Linked DNA regions of Homo sapiens: region 1 is linked to region 2. Evidence: chromatin contacts called from ENCODE Hi-C or POLR2A ChIA-PET data. All regions are on one chromosome and are shown on one strand. The core of a region is the stretch at or near the end of the contact, and the rest is flanking DNA. Distances in the headings are between cores, read along the strand shown. Region 1 overlaps IGF1R (insulin like growth factor 1 receptor). Region 2 holds the start of MCTP2 (multiple C2 and transmembrane domain containing 2).

Region 1 (3,022 bases), core at 67-2,566, 4.6 Mb before region 2:
GGACTCAAGACTGGCAAGTGGTAGGGGTGGGGCTTCTCGAATTTATGTATTTCAACAGAAAATTATAAATCACTACTCATATTAATATATAACTTAAAATTCTTAAAAATTAGCTCAGTGCTTTTTGCCTTTAAGAAATATTTTAATTAAACAAACCCAATTTGTTTTAAAACTTCACAGAACGAGGTTCAGAAAGTGGCTTTTGTTGCTGCGCAAAGTTGATGCCTACGGATCATCTATTCCTAAAGTTGTTTAGAATGGGTTATTTCTCTCTCTCTCTCTCTCTCTCTCTCTCTCCCCCTTTCTCTCCTGGCACAAGGAAGTTTTACACCATCTACAATCCCTCCGTTAGATTAAAAAAAAATAAACCTCCATTGTGAGAGGCGCCATTGGTGTCTGCCTCCTTGTCTTCCAGTCACAAATGGAGAGGCGGGCTGAAGAACAGCTTCACTGCTCAGGATGTCATGAATTTAAAAAAGTGTAGCAATGGTGCTTGGCCAGACAGAGTGGAAAACAAAGCCTCAGTCATTTGTTTAAACAAATTCACAAAAACAAAAACACTTCCTCCACGTACCCGTACCCAGTGAATTCTAAAAAGGATCACACATTTAGTATGACTTTTAAAACTTTCACTTTCACACATTAAAAACAACATGATGGGAGCAAACAAGCGGACATCACCCCTCACTCGTGCTTATCTATTTCTGGTTTCATTAAGCTGCCGAAACGACCGCCAGCGCTTCCTCTCATCCCAACAGGAAAATTTCATGGCTCCTGAAGGTCTGAGTCAGACTGGAAAGCTCATGAATATTCTGAGTTTCTGGAGCTGATGCAAGGACGTCACTATAATTGATGACCAGGCAGAGCTATCTACTACACGTTTGAACCACTCCTCTGAAATAATTTATCAGAAGTTAGATTTTCGTTTCTAAAGCTATTAATAACAAGAGTCTGTTTCTGATTTTTAAGATGAAGTTCAATCTTTCAAGCCATTCTGCTTTTCAATAAATTCCCTCTATTTGCAGAGGCCCGCATTAATATACTCCTTGCTTTACTGCATTTTAATAAAGGTGATGAGAAAATAAACCGAAGAGAACCTGAAGCTTCCCACATGCAATGGGAAGAAAGCAGCGTGCTGCAGATTTAAATCAGGATCTGCATTTACTGGGTACACGGAAGTGAAGAGAGTACGTGCATCTGTGTGGTGGCGGCGGGGGACAGAGACAGAGGCGTCTTCCTGTGGACGGCAGGAGCGTCCTGGGCTGTTCCGCTGAGATTTGGGCTCTGAGTCATGGGGTGCTCGCGTGGAACAGTAAGACCGAGTTCAACTGAGAACGCCCGCACGTATCCTATGTTAATTTTTCTTTTGCAAACACATTTGCATCTTTTACTTTCATTTTAAACTGCGCCCCGTGCATATGTGCACTACCAACCCATCCGGGTGACGGGCAAGTTGTATCTACTCTGGGAGCCTCCTCCTGCCTGCGAGGCAAGTGGCGACCCCAGAGCGGGAGGTGGGAGCCCCCTTTTCTTACGGTTCTCGGACCGCAGATTTTCCATCAACACTCAATTAGGTTTAAAGATACACTAGGGTGTGTACTGAGATAGTTCAAAATGATTTCCTTCCAACATAAAATGGATCGTGAACCACGGGAATCCTGAGCCCTCCACTTCCCAGCGAGGCAGCATGACTGGTGCTGTGAGACGGATCCACCAGTGATCGAAACCGCGTTCTGCTAGGGAAATTGAGGTTTGGACCACGTGGTCAAGGACAAATGAAAAACCTTTTACGCATTTCCAAATATCAAAATTAAAGAATTAAAAGAGAAAAAAACCCCAAGGAGTTCATATCTTCCCAAACCACAAAGCCACGCCCGGGCCCCACTCCCTTTTCTATCCACTTTAGCACATGCCGAAGCCCAGCGTGGCCTGGGACCACGTGAGGGACGGTGGGCGTGGCCGGGGCGCAGTCACGTGGCCGCTATGCACGCCGAGCCCCACCTCCAGCCAGCCCCTCCTTGGCGGCTGCAGGAGCCCAGCCAGCGATCCAGGCGGCGTTTCCAAACCCAGATCCACGCCTGTACCTGCAATGACTTACAGGATATTTTAGGAATTAGTCCAACATATCCTTTGGGATATCCTTTGGGGTCTGTAAGTAATACTCAAATAGATTTTACCTATCTCGCTGTATTCTGCAGCCAACTTTAAAACATTCATCTGGAAACTGCAAACACAAAATAACCCTTAGTGCATGATATTGTGAATTCTGTGCCCGTCTCCCCTTCAAAAGCTATATAGTATATACTTAGTACACAAACTAACTCAGAATCATGTATCCTACTGTAAGGAGTCCTCTTTGGTCCAGCAAGCATGTGTGATCTGATACCTAGCCTACTGAGATGCCTACGATTCTTTTCTTCACATCTCCCAAATATAACAGCTACATTTCAGACTCCTAAAATTTAATTTGGAATGAGTTACAAATATCAGTGAGGAAAAACGAGGGCCACAGGAAGCTTAGTATAGCTTGCACGCTCTTGTGTGAGGGCCATAATAAAATTACAAACTGGGATGGATTGCATGATATTTAAAAAATTTAGCCATTCGGTTTCATCAAACAGAAGCATGAGATTTGATAAAATGTTACACTTGAGGAGTATAAATCTTTTTTATTTTAAAAATAATAGAAAAGACCACATAGAGTAAAATCAAAGAATACAACAGACAATTTTTTAAAACTTTCTTTTGGCTAAAGAGTTATTTTTAGGCTGAGCGCTGTGGCTCCCGCCTGTAATCACAGCCCTTTGGGAGGCCGACTGGAGAAGATAGCTTGAGGCCAGGAGTTCAAGAGGGACCTGGGCAACACAGACCCCATCTCTACGAAAAATTAAAAAATTAGCTGGGCATGGTGGCACACGCCTGTAGTGGCAGTTACTCAGGAGGCTGAGGTGGGAGCATTAACTTAAACCTGGGAGGTTGAGGCTCCTGCTCCAGTGAGCTATGAGAGCAACACTGCACTCCA
Region 2 (2,861 bases), core at 153-2,652:
TCCTTATCTGCACAGGGGAATAGTATCTACTTTGTAGATTTCATAGACAAGACAAAGTGCCTAGCATGGTGCTTGGCACAGAGCTAATTCTTAATAATCTTATTTTAAGCATGGTTTTGACAATTTTTATTGCTTTGGAATGACTGATCAGGCTAATGACAGAGACTCTTCAAAGATTTACATTCTCCCTGCATTTAAATACTTATAACCAGCGATTACACAGGTGCTGCTGAGGCAAAGCGCAGCACCATTGGTCTCGTTCTAAACACCCACCTGTGAGGAATAAGTGCCTTAAGATTCCCCTTTGTATTAATATCAACACCTGTGCTACCCAACAGCACACCAGCCCGGCTCTCAGAGGTCTGCCCGTTAACAGGTGTACAATAAATATTTGTTGAATTGAAATGCTACTGACTCAAGCAAAAAATGAATGCTAATGTAAATTATAATCCATACAAATCCTTCAATAAGTGGTGTCTGAATTCTGTGCGTCCTGAAGCAAGTGTTCTAACGTCTCACGGTTCACTGAGAAGCTGCTTGGTACCTTAAGGGTTCGCACCCTTGTACCTTCCAGACCAAGCTCTTGTAAGCATCTAGAGGAGGCTGAAACCCTCAGTCAGCATCGCACAGAAGTTCATTCAGACTAGAGAAAACCTCTTTTATGGCAACCCAATCATTTAAAAAAAGCCGTCAGCACATTTGCTTAACAAATGGACAGTGCAGGAGGGAACTAATTGCGGAAACTAATCGCCACTCAAGTTCACCACCAACATCACTGTCTTTATTTTTAACTTACTTATCTTCAGTGGGATTGAGACACTGTTTGTTACCTACGCAATTATCCCAAGGATTTCTGCTCCGGTGTCGTTGAGCAAATGTCAGCGCAAAGAATTAAAGTTGAACCTCCGGGTCTCTACGAAGAGAGCGTATTAAAGCCCACCCAGCTGAGGAACTGACCTCTGTGGAAGGAGTCCTGGATGTGGCGGTGACTACCTCCGTAGCGCCCCGGGGAGACTGAATGTGTGGCCTTTAAAATGCAAAGAAATTCTGGGCCAGGCTGCCCTCCCCTAGTGCGCCTTCCAGTACGCCACGCCTGGATTTCTGCCTCCAGTCCTCAGGACACCTTTCTGATCTCTGAACCACAAGCAGCTCCGGGGTAGTAGCGCCACTGAATTCTCATCCTGGACCCTCCAGCTCCCCAACTCCCAGCTTCGGTTGAGAGAAGACGCCCACCCCCAGGCGGCGACCGTGCTGCCCGGCCCACGCGCGCTGCCAGGTGAACCCGGCACCGCCCTCACCTGTGCGAGGCCGCGTTCGGGGGCTGCAAAGCTGGGCAGGCGCGCGCCCCTCACCTGCACCGGACCCGCTGCAGTCGCCACTCGGAAGCGCAGGGAGCAACCCTGACGCGGCGGGGGCGGGGGCATCACCGAGGGCCCCCGGACTTCCTCGGGCCCCCCCACCGCCCTTGCGAGCCCCGCCTAAAGGGGAGGAGGCGGCCGCGCGTCACCTTTGAGCAGCCTCCGACCCAAGCGCCCGCGCTGCCGCCGGGAGCTCGGCCGGGTGTTGCAAGGAGGCGCTATGCTTGGTGCTGGGCACTGGCTGGGCGTAGAGAAGGCGATTACTTGTAACTCATTCGTTTGGGTTGGCTCACAGGAAAAGGAAGGTGTGTCCAAAAAGTCCGAAGTGAGGAAATAGGACGAGGATGGCTTGCAAACTCGTAAAGTCTTAATAAGCTGTCTTCGCTGATACTCAGAAGGGTTCTCTTCGCTCCTGTAGGTCCCTAATAGATTCATGGGAAGACAGCAGCCTCCCTTTGTAACGCCCTGACCCTGGGAAGAGGTACCCGAGCCAGACAGCCTATTAACCTATGCCACGTGTGCGCGACTGTGGGTGGAAGATGCCCGCCCAGATCCACAGAACTGTTTCCTGAGCCTTGGTGCCTCATCTATGAGATAAGGCCGGCGTACTGCTCAGCAAGCCGTCCCGAGTACTCGGCAGAGAACCCTAAAGACCCTCCCGTGCGATTGTTGGCACTCAGCGAATATTTGCTATTTATTTCCCCTTTCCCTTACTTTCTTTTTCTACTTTTTTTTACGCCGCTTTCCTGCTGTAATTGTCTTATTGCACTTTGTTTGCTCGGTTTCACTGCCTGGTCAGTTTCTTTTCCCGTCTATGAACGAGCCTAAGTCTGTGCGCTCTAGGAATTTGGGTGGATTAGGAAAAGAAATGTATGATCCATGCCTTCTGGGAGATCAGGGACTCATCTCTGGGAAATAGCATTTTTAAATTAGATACAAGAGAGTTACAGAAAATAACCTTAAAACGGGAATGGGACCTCTGGGAATAGGCGAGCTCTGAAATGAAGCGTTTAGTTGGTGTCACTGGTGATTAAGAGCTCCGGCTTTGGAGTCAGACCTCAAATCAAATTCTGCCTGGGCAACTAATTGTGTAAATGGACGAGTTCACTTAACCTCTCTAAATTTTAACTTCAACAAACTGGTTGTTTAAATAGCTTAAAATAGCTTAAATAGCTTAAAATAATAGCTATCTCATACTTTCTGAGAAATTAATTAGGTAATTCACATAAAATCCTCATTACAGTGTCCTGGGCCATGGTAACCACTTAATAAAAGTTAGCTATTAACAATACTAAGGTAGGAAATGGGAGGAAGGGGCATAAAAATTTAGAAAACATGAGGACGTGATAGAAAACAGCTGCCACTGTCATGCAATTCCGACTTACAACAATAGCTACCACTGAGGAACACAACTTCGCACCAGTTTCTGTGATTGGCATGTAACACGTGATCATATTGAATTTTCACAAACCAGGAGACAGTTAATAAAATCTCTGATTCAAG

The links. A loop is a pair of places that touch in the nucleus more often than their neighbours do. ChIA-PET counts read pairs that join two places held with the same protein, here RNA polymerase II (POLR2A). Pooled maps may share reads with other maps.
Region 1: a loop to region 2 is called in a pooled map, with 4 times the contacts of the local background. The contact joins the enhancer-like site here to the promoter of MCTP2 in region 2. A Hi-C loop is called at or near these places in 1 of 168 maps with a recorded cell type or tissue (CD8-positive, alpha-beta T cell) and 5 of 50 pooled maps. POLR2A ChIA-PET finds 5 or more read pairs at or near these places in 1 of 52 experiments (MCF 10A).

Annotation. Positions count from the first base shown.
Region 1 is chr15:98,864,430-98,867,451 of GRCh38, reverse strand. All of the region lies in intron 2 of IGF1R (insulin like growth factor 1 receptor), which reads right to left. Among named protein-coding and RNA genes, the nearest start is that of MIR4714, 82 kb to the right of the region's middle. Within about 2 kb of position 1,316, at least 34 of the 41 ENCODE cell types and tissues checked have a DNase peak (open chromatin) inside an H3K27ac peak, as active enhancers do; they include CD8-positive, alpha-beta T cell, where a contact is called at or near this core.
Region 2 is chr15:94,230,102-94,232,962 of GRCh38, reverse strand. MCTP2 (multiple C2 and transmembrane domain containing 2) reads right to left here and starts at 1,402. Exons shown (of 23, transcript NM_001385001.1): 1 at 1,299-1,402. RefSeq lists a silencer at 1,343-1,472.